3 separate regions of the Homo sapiens genome follow, and all the other regions are linked to region 2. A link is a contact called in ENCODE Hi-C or POLR2A ChIA-PET data. All regions are on one chromosome and are shown on one strand. The core of a region is the stretch at or near the end of the contact, and the rest is flanking DNA. Distances in the headings are between cores, read along the strand shown.

What was found. A loop is a pair of places that touch in the nucleus more often than their neighbours do. ChIA-PET counts read pairs that join two places held with the same protein, here RNA polymerase II (POLR2A). Pooled maps may share reads with other maps.
Region 1: a loop to region 2 is called in a map of GM23248, with 2.5 times the contacts of the local background. The contact joins two enhancer-like sites. A Hi-C loop is called at or near these places in 1 of 168 maps with a recorded cell type or tissue (GM23248), 9 of 37 single-sample maps with no recorded cell type and 4 of 50 pooled maps. POLR2A ChIA-PET finds 5 or more read pairs at or near these places in 2 of 52 experiments (Caco-2 and activated naive CD8-positive, alpha-beta T cell).
Region 3: a loop to region 2 is called in a map with no recorded cell type, with 12 times the contacts of the local background. The contact joins two enhancer-like sites. A Hi-C loop is called at or near these places in 2 of 37 single-sample maps with no recorded cell type and 5 of 50 pooled maps. POLR2A ChIA-PET finds 5 or more read pairs at or near these places in 3 of 52 experiments (GM12878, MCF 10A and Panc1).

Annotation. Positions count from the first base shown.
Region 1 is chr20:53,838,157-53,841,257 of GRCh38, reverse strand. No RefSeq gene overlaps it. Among named protein-coding and RNA genes, the nearest start is that of BCAS1-AS1, 76 kb to the left of the region's middle. RefSeq lists an enhancer at 1,012-1,582. Within about 2 kb of position 1,642, at least 16 of the 41 ENCODE cell types and tissues checked have a DNase peak (open chromatin) inside an H3K27ac peak, as active enhancers do.
Region 2 is chr20:54,063,008-54,065,883 of GRCh38, reverse strand. All of the region lies in intron 1 of BCAS1 (brain enriched myelin associated protein 1), which reads left to right. Among named protein-coding and RNA genes, the nearest start is that of MIR4756, 4.0 kb to the left of the region's middle. Within about 2 kb of position 1,408, at least 4 of the 41 ENCODE cell types and tissues checked have a DNase peak (open chromatin) inside an H3K27ac peak, as active enhancers do; they include GM12878, where a contact is called at or near this core.
Region 3 is chr20:53,892,486-53,895,253 of GRCh38, reverse strand. No RefSeq gene overlaps it. Among named protein-coding and RNA genes, the nearest start is that of BCAS1-AS1, 22 kb to the left of the region's middle. Within about 2 kb of position 1,418, at least 7 of the 41 ENCODE cell types and tissues checked have a DNase peak (open chromatin) inside an H3K27ac peak, as active enhancers do; they include GM12878, where a contact is called at or near this core.

The DNA of each region.
Region 1 (3,101 bases), core at 393-2,892, 220 kb after region 2:
TTGTTTCTCCATTAATCAGCTAATGGACATTTTTATTGTTTCTACCTTTTAACTATTATGAACAATGTTGCTCTAAACATTTGGGTACAAGTTTTTGTCTGTGGCTTGAATAATTTAACCCTGTGAGACTATGCCCCAGTGCAGTAAGAATCTACATAGAGGGCTAAAAAAATATATCCACACAAATATGATTTTTCCTTAGACATATTTTCAAGCCTACCATCTTTCAAAAAGAAATAATGAGTAAGTTAACTCAGGGCACAATAATTAACAAAGATTTTGAGCTGATCAGTTATGGACAGAGAACATAATGTCTACTTCCACTCAGTAAGTATCACCAAAGAACCCAGAGAGATATGTGACTTTTTAATTGATGGTGCTTAAGTATTCCAAAATGTTATAGAAAAAATATGCATGTGACTCACATGAAATCCATTTCCTCTGTGATGGGTTCTATACATGGGTAAAGGAAAATGAAAGTTGAGTTTGCAATAAATGCACATATATATCTGGAGTCTGACCTGCCTGGCTTCACCATTTTCCAGCTATTTAACCATTAATGCTAGACAGATGGCAGTCCTCCCTCCAAGGCTCAGCTTCTCATCTATAATTGGAGATAATCACAGTCCCTACATTGCATAGTATTGGAAGGATTCTGTGAGCTAGTGCAGGCTCACATAAGGTCTTTGGTTAAAGTTAGCTATTACAAGTAGTAGTACTAGTAGTAGTCATTGTAGTAGTAGTATTTTTTTAGGTGAAGTCTCACTGTGTCACCTAGGCTGGAATGCAATGGCACCATCTTGGCTCACTGCAACCTCCACCTCCTGGGTTCAAGTGATTCTCCCACCTCAGCCTCTCAAGTAGCTGGAAATACAGGCATGCACCACCATGCCCAGCTCATTTTTTTGTATTTTCAATAGAGACAGGGTTTCACTATGTTGGCCAGGCTGGTCTCGAACTCCTGACTTTAGGTGATCCACCCACTTTGGCCTCCCAAAGTTCTGGGATTACAGGCGTGAGCCACAGCGCCTGGCCTAAAGTTAGCTGTTATTATTGGGAATTGAGGGATGTTTCATTAATGGAACCATGGATAGGGTTAATAAGGACTATGAAAACCTAAACATTTAGCAGGAGGGGAGGGTTCGATAGTCCTTAAATCCCCCTCTTTCTGTCTTTTTCTTTTGTTTTCCAGAGGCTGCCTCTTTTGAGAAGAGGGAGAAAAGAAGAAGAAGAGGGAGATAAAAAGAAAATGTTTGTGAAGCAGCCACCAAAAGTTAAAAGAAAAAACTTTATGTCTAAAGGTCAAGTAGTTGGTGGCCACACCTGGGTGAAAGGCAGGGCCAATCCTAGCAGTGAGGTTTCTGGGAGGTGGACGTGGGGACAATGGCTCCCACACAGCCCACTGACTGCATAGCTGGGGAGGCACCATCCTAGCCAGGGTGAGGAGCAGGATGCAGGCTGGACATGCCGAGGTGCAGGCAGCTGCGTCCTCTCAGGCCTCTTGGCAGGAAGGAGATGATATTTTTGCTTCCTCCTGTGGTGGCACCTAGCAGCTGTGGCCTCACTTTTTGTTCGCACAGTGGGAGTGCCCTGCAGTCATGACCTCAGTGGCTTCCTCACTTTCTGGGACCTTTTGCAAAATTCTTGTGGCTTGCCATTTACGAACCTGGTGGCTTCAATGCCTGCAGCACCTTAAAGCCAGATTGCAAAGAGGCAAACTACAGGTGTGTGTCTTGTTCGCACCTGTCTCCCCAGTGACTAGCACAGTGCCTGGCTGCGTTTCTGAAGAAAAAGTGAATGAAGGATGAAAGAGGAGGAAAGCAGGAAGGAAAGAAAAAGGGAAAAAAGAAAAAAAAGGAAGTTTTGTTTTTATTTATTTATTTTTGAGATGGGGTTTTGCTCTTGTTGCCCAGGCTGGAGTGCAATGGCGCAATCTCGGCTCACTGCAACTTCTGCCTCCTGGGTTCAAGTGATTCTCCTGCCTCAGCCTCCCGGGTTCAAGTGATTCTCCTGCCTCAGCCTCCCGAGTAGCTGGGATTACAGGCATGCGCCACCACGCCTGGCTAATTTTTGTATTTTTAGTAGAGACGGGGTTTCTTCATTTTGGTCAGGCTGGTCTCGAACTCCCAATCTCAGGTGATCTGCCCACCTCAGCCTCCCAAAGTGCTGATATTACAGGCATGAGCCACCGCGCCCGGCCCCCCCCTTTTTTTTTTAAGGCGCAGTCTCCATCTGTTGCCCAGGCTGGAGTGCAGTGACATGATCTCAGCTCACTGCAACTTTTGCCTCCCGGGTTCAAGTGATTCTCCTGCCTCGGCCCCCCAAGTAGCTGGGATTACAGGTGCCCACCACCATGCCTGGCTAATTTTTGTATTTTTTTTTAGTGGAGATGGAGTTTCACCATGTTAGCCAGGCTGGTCTCGAACTCCTGATCTCAGGTGATCCACCGGCTTCAGCCTCCCAAAGTGCTGGGAAAAGTTCCTTGGAAGTTGAGATGAAACTCTCTGGAAAAGTTTGCTGTGAAGTATAAGGTAGTGTAAGGATCAAAGGTTACCCTTTTACAACTTCAGCGCTTATAAAATGTACGCGCGCGTGTGTGTGTGTGTGTGTGTGTGTGTGTGTTGTGTAGACAGCATGTTAATTGTCAAAGGTGGAGCCTCTTAAGTCAAACGGACTTCAATTTGAATTCCAGTTCCCCTACTCGCTGGCTTTATGTTCTAACCCAAAGCAAATGCCTTCAGGAAACCTGTTTCCTCATCCATAAAATGGGACTAACAGGAGAATTACTTGAACCTGGGAGGAGGAGGCTGCAGAGAGCCGAGATCGCACCACTGCACTCCAGCCTGGGTGACGGAGAGACTGTCTCAAAAACAAATAAATAAATCAATAAAATTTAAATTTAAAATTAAATTTAAAAAGAAACAAATTGAGCCGGGCACGGTGGCTCATGCCCGTAATCTCAGCACTTTGGGAGGTCTAGGCGGGCAGATCACGAGGTCAGAAGATCAAGACCATCCTGGCCAACATGGTGAAACCCTGTCTCTACTAAAAATACAAAAATTAGCCGGGTGTGGTGGTGGGCGCCTGTAATCCCAGCTACT
Region 2 (2,876 bases), core at 159-2,658:
CCCAGTTATACAACACATGGGCCACACCCTTCTAATCTTCACAGGAGCTCCACGCAAGGAATCTATTATGGTCCTTCCCTCCACCCCTCACTTCTCAGACACGGAGCCAGGGCTTATGCATATGGCCAGGGTGAGCCAGAGGGGAGCCCAGGCAGAGGGCTTGCGCTATTTCACCACCACAGACGAATTTACTCACGTGCTTTTCAGAAATGCAGATCCCTAGGTGACACCTGGCTACAAACACGAGGAGAACATCCCCAAGTCCAGGCACTAGAGCAGGGCCCCTCAATATCAGCACTAGCGACCCTCAGCAAAGCAGACAATTCTTCGCTGGGGGAAGGGGGCGGTCCTTGGCATTGCAGGGTATGTAGCAGCGTCCCCAGCCTCTACCCACCGGATACCAGTGCACGCCCCCCAAAGCTGAACCGTGACTATCAAAACTGCATGCAGGCATTTCCAAATGCCCCTTCGGGGCCAAAATCGCTCCTGACTCCAGAAACGCTGTGCTCCACTTATTGTGAGGGAGAAACAAAGAACAGCATATTTCCAAGGAGAAAACGTTTAGCAAAGCAATGTAAGTCATCGAGGAATAGGACAAGATATCCAAAATATGAAATATAGATATATAGTCCTGGAAAATTGGTACCAAAATAAAATACCCTAAACATTGTAAATATGTTATATATATAGTGTGTGTGAGATAGATAGATAAAGTAGATGATAGATAGATAGATAGATAGATAGATAGATAGATAGATAGATAGATAGATGATAGATAGATACTCATCATAAAGTTGAAATATTGTCAGTCGAACCATCATGAGTTGAGTTTGGGACATCTATATCACTAATAGCTACTAGGTGCTCGCCCTGCCAGGCACTTTCCCATCACATTTACCCCTTCGCACGGTACCACGATGTATCAGGACATGCCACTCAACCTCTCTGTGCTCCGGCTTCTCATAAGACAACTGGGAAAATAAAAGTACCTAACTCAGAGAGTTGTTGGGAGGACCAAGAGAGGCAAATATATGCAAATCAGAACTGCTCAGCACAGAGAAAACACTCTAAATGTGTTTATTATTGCCACCATTATGAATACTGTCATTTTCCACAAGAAAGATACTTTCAGAAGGGTCAAGTGCTTTGCCCAAAGCCTCACGATCGTGGGATTTTACGGATGCCTGTCTCACTCCAGATCTCTTGTTCTCAAGAGGAGAGAGGGGAACCCCAGAGATGCAGGAGAGCGAGACTGCGGAGGGCAGCCTCCACCCACCTCCGGTGGGGCATCTGGGCTTGCTTCTGAATAACCAGCTGGAAAGCCTGCCCTGCCCGCCAGTTCTGGGGGAAGGGAAGCTGGAGGCCCAGGACAGTTCTCTTGATTTGCAAGCTCACGAAACAGTGCGTCAGCAAAGCAGTGCCCCTAGAAGGGTTGTGAGTGTATTCAGGTGCCTGGGTGATGGTGGTCTGTGGACTCCGAAGCCTGAGCTATTCCTCCGTCTGAGAATCCGTGGGTTTGGTTGTCTAGGTCAGGGTAGGCAGCAGCCAGGAGAGTTCTGACCCCAGGAGACACTCACTCACTCACCCCAGAAATATCCAAAACAGGGGCTCTCAGCCATGGAAATCACCTAGAGATCTTGAAAGTACCCCGATGCCCAGCCCCACCCCAGAGAATCTGCTGTCATCAGTTTGGCAGGGGCCTGGGCATGGGGATCTCAGAACTCTGTGGGAGGTTCTCACATGCAGCCCAGTCTGGGCATGGGCCCCCATAACACAGGCAGGAGGCGGGGAAGTGAAGGGGCTTTCTCATCTGAACCTCCACAATCAACCCCCAGTGGCAAAGTGCCAAACCCTCAAACACAAGTCTAATTTCAAAAACAACACCCCTCCACCCACCATAGCTTCGTATGTTTAATGTAAAATAAGGTCATAAAGACAAAACACTCATATAATCAGTTCATGAAAGAAAGGGCATTTTAACACCCCATTCAAACTTTTTCTTTTTCAAAAATGAAAGTTAGCTCTTTCAATTGTACGTTTATCATGAAAAACTCTATCTGATTTATTTTTCTCCTTTTTGAGAAATGGGAGAAAACTATTACAGACAAGAATTACTGTCTGAACTGCCTTGAGCCTCAGTTTTCCCATCTATTAAACGGGGATTTAAAAAAAAGTCTCCACCCAAGTCATTCTGGTTTGCCCAGGGTTTTCCAATTTTAACATAAGAGTCCTGTGTCCTAGAGCATCCTCACTCCTGGAAAAAGCTTGAAGATGGTCACCATCACACTATTTTCTATAGGTGTCTGATCATGAGAATCACTGGGGCATTTGCTAAAAATACAAATTCCAGGGCCCCAAATTGACTTTTCGGTGAGAGGATCACAGGAATCAGAAATGTTGCTGGATTCCTCGGTAGAGTCTCACTACCGGGCACCTGTGGGAGAAACTGGCTTCAAAGAGCAAGGATCATACCCGTGAGAGTCCTACTCATGCTAACTCTTGTGCAGTCCTCTTTATGTGCCAGGCCCTGTTCAGGGCACTTTGCTTATATTCACTGGTTTGACTCCATACCAGCCCCTTGAGATGGAGGCTATAATTATCCCCATTTTTACAGATGAGGAAACTGAGGCCCAGCGAGGCTCAGTGATGCTCAGGGATTCCAAACTCCAGAGCCCACATTCCTATCCTATGTGCTACACTGATGTCTACATAGAGCTTCAGCACTGGGCTGGCATACGGCAAGCTCTCCATACAAGTCATATATGGTTATCATTATTACGAGTTCCAGGACCTTTGGGGCACTGAAGGAGTTGCCATCTTCTTGCCAACTGTGAACAGAAGGCTTCATTGCAAAACATCAAAATGCTTCTTTCAGC
Region 3 (2,768 bases), core at 169-2,668, 170 kb after region 2:
AGCACCAGTAAGTAGCCTCTCCTCTTTATCCCCAGTGCATCTTCTTCATCGTTAGTTAATTCGGCTGCTCTCAGCCCCCATGAAGTGGCTAGCACAGAGAGGCAGGACTGCAGGATGTCAAGGCTTCATGTTCAGATGGTCTTGGGTTCGCACTCCTTGCAGTGACAAGCTGTGTGACAGAACAAAACTACCTCTTTGTGCCTCGGTGGCCTCATAGATACCACCTCAATAATACCACATCATTATGGAAACTTTATGAAGGCTATATTAACGAATGGGTGCAAAATGCTCAGCTCAGTCATTTCTCAATAATAATGACTCTTTTTATAAACATCCTCACTCTTTTTTTTTTTTTTTTTTTTGAGACAGGGTCTTGCTCTGTTGCCGAGGCTGGAGTGCAGTGGTGTGGTCACAGCTCACTGCAGTCTCAACTTCCTGGGCTCAAGTGATCTTCCTGCCTCAGCCTCCTCAATAGCTAAGACTACAGGCACACACCACCATGCCTGGCTAAATTTTTTGTAGAGATGGAGATCTTGATTTGTTGCCCAGGCTGATCTCAAACTCCTGGCCTCAAGAGATTCTCCCGCCTTGGCTTCCCAAAGTGCTGAGATTACAGGTGTGAGACACTGTGCACAGTGAAACAGCCCCATTCTAATGATGAGAAACTGAGAAGCAAAAAGGTTAAGGATTAAGAACCTAAAGATGCAGAAATCCAGCCAGCGTGTTGGCTCACGCCTTGTAGTCCCAGCTACTAGGGAGATTGAGGCAGGAAGATAGCTTGAGTGCAGGACATTCAGGCAGCAGTGCGCCATGATGGCACCATTGCACTCCAGCCTGGGTGACAGAGCCAGACCCCATTTCTAAAACAAAAAAAAAATCAAATAACTAAAGATACAGAATTTTCAGCTTTTTCTGCAAGAGTGGTGCACCCTGAAGTATGTTATACCAAACACTGGTGGGATACAGAAGGGTATTCAGAGAGCTATCGGCAACATTATGTATTACTTTTTTTTCTTTTTTTTTTTTTTGTGGTGGAGTCTCGCTCTGTTGCCCAGGCTGGAGTGCAGTGATGCGATCTTGGCTCACTGCAACCTCTGCCTCGTGGGTTCAAGCAATTCTTCTGCTTCAGCCTCCCGAGTAGCTGGGATTACAGACGCACGCCACCACGCCCGGCTAATTTTGGTATTTTTAGTAGAGACGAGGTTTCACCATGTTGGCCAGGCTGATCTCAAACTCCTGACTTCAGGTGATCCGCTCGCCTCGGCCTCCCAAAGTGCTGGGGTTACGGGCATGAGCCACTGCACCTGGCTGTATTACTTTTAATAGTTGTGTATTTTCATGAACACATATATACTTAAGGGTGGAGGGTGGGGTGGGGAGAGGATGGAAAAACTACCTATTCGTACTATACTTATTACCTGGGTGGCAAAATAATCTGTACACCAAAACCCCATGACACACAATTTACCTATATAACAAACCCGCACGTGTACCCCTGAACCTAAAAAAAAAGTTTAAAAAAAGCATTCTTTAAAAAAAAAAACGGTATGTATTTTTTTCACAGTTTCTATCTGTGGCAAGAAAATCAGCCTCCCATTTACCATAGTGACATAAAGTTTCCTTTTTATGTCAGTGTAGTCAATATCCAAATAATGAAAGAAAAATCTTAAGTCAACACTAAACAAGGCAGCAAGAGATATGGCAAAAATCATGAAGTTCATATGTGAGCAGCGGCATGAGAGACACTGTGGTAGACCACATCTGGTGATTCAAATCGCCCAGCAAGATGGTCAAGGGGCCCCTTCAAGGGTTGCAGACAGTGACAGTCTTGTGATTCACTCCCACGTTCTTCATAAGTGAATCTTTCCTTTCTCTGGGTACACATTGACCTATTCCTTCATGAATTTCTTAACCACAAATTAGAACCATGTTATGACCGTCTTGGTCTCCAATTTTTCATCTTTCCTAACTTCCCCCTTGATGTCATTAACTGGTGTGTGTGTGTGTGTGTGTGTGTGTGTGTGTGTGTGTGTAAAAGACAGAGAAAGAAAGGCTGAGGGAGAGAGGGAGAGATGCTTGTGAACAAAGACCATACATGCCTCTCTTGTTCACACCACCTGCTTCAATAATGGACATGTGGGAGTGGCTTAATAGTGATCGTTTACCGTGTGCTATGCATGCATGATTGTTTCTAATCCACCCAGCACTTGGCAAGGCAGATAGTATCACACTACGATTTTTACAAATGAGGAGGAACTTGAGGCTTACAGGGGTGAGGTGGACCCAAGTGGAAGCAGCTAATGTGACAATATTAGAAGTTGAACCTGGGTAGCCTAAACTTAGAGCCTAGATCTAAACCCTTACCCCATTGTCACCCACTTTAAAAGATGCCAGGGAGAGGAGGGGAGGGGAGGGGAAGGGAGAGGGGAGGGGAAGGGAGGGGGAGGAGAAGGGAGGGGAAGGGAGGGGGAGGAGAAGGGAGGGGAAGGGAGGGGAGGGGAGGGGAGGGGAGGGGAGGGAAAGAGAAGGGGAAAGGGAAAGGGGAGATAGAGGCAACAATATTATTTTTATTTTTTATTTTTTTGAGACAGAGTCTTGCCCTGTCACCCAGGCTGGAGTGCAGTGGCACAATCACAGCTCACTGCAACCTCTGCCTCCTGGGTTCAAGTGATTCTCCTGCCTCAGCCTCCCAAGTAGCTGGGATTACAGGTACCCACCACCATACCCAGCTAATTTTTGTATTTTTAGTAGAGATGAGATTTCACCAT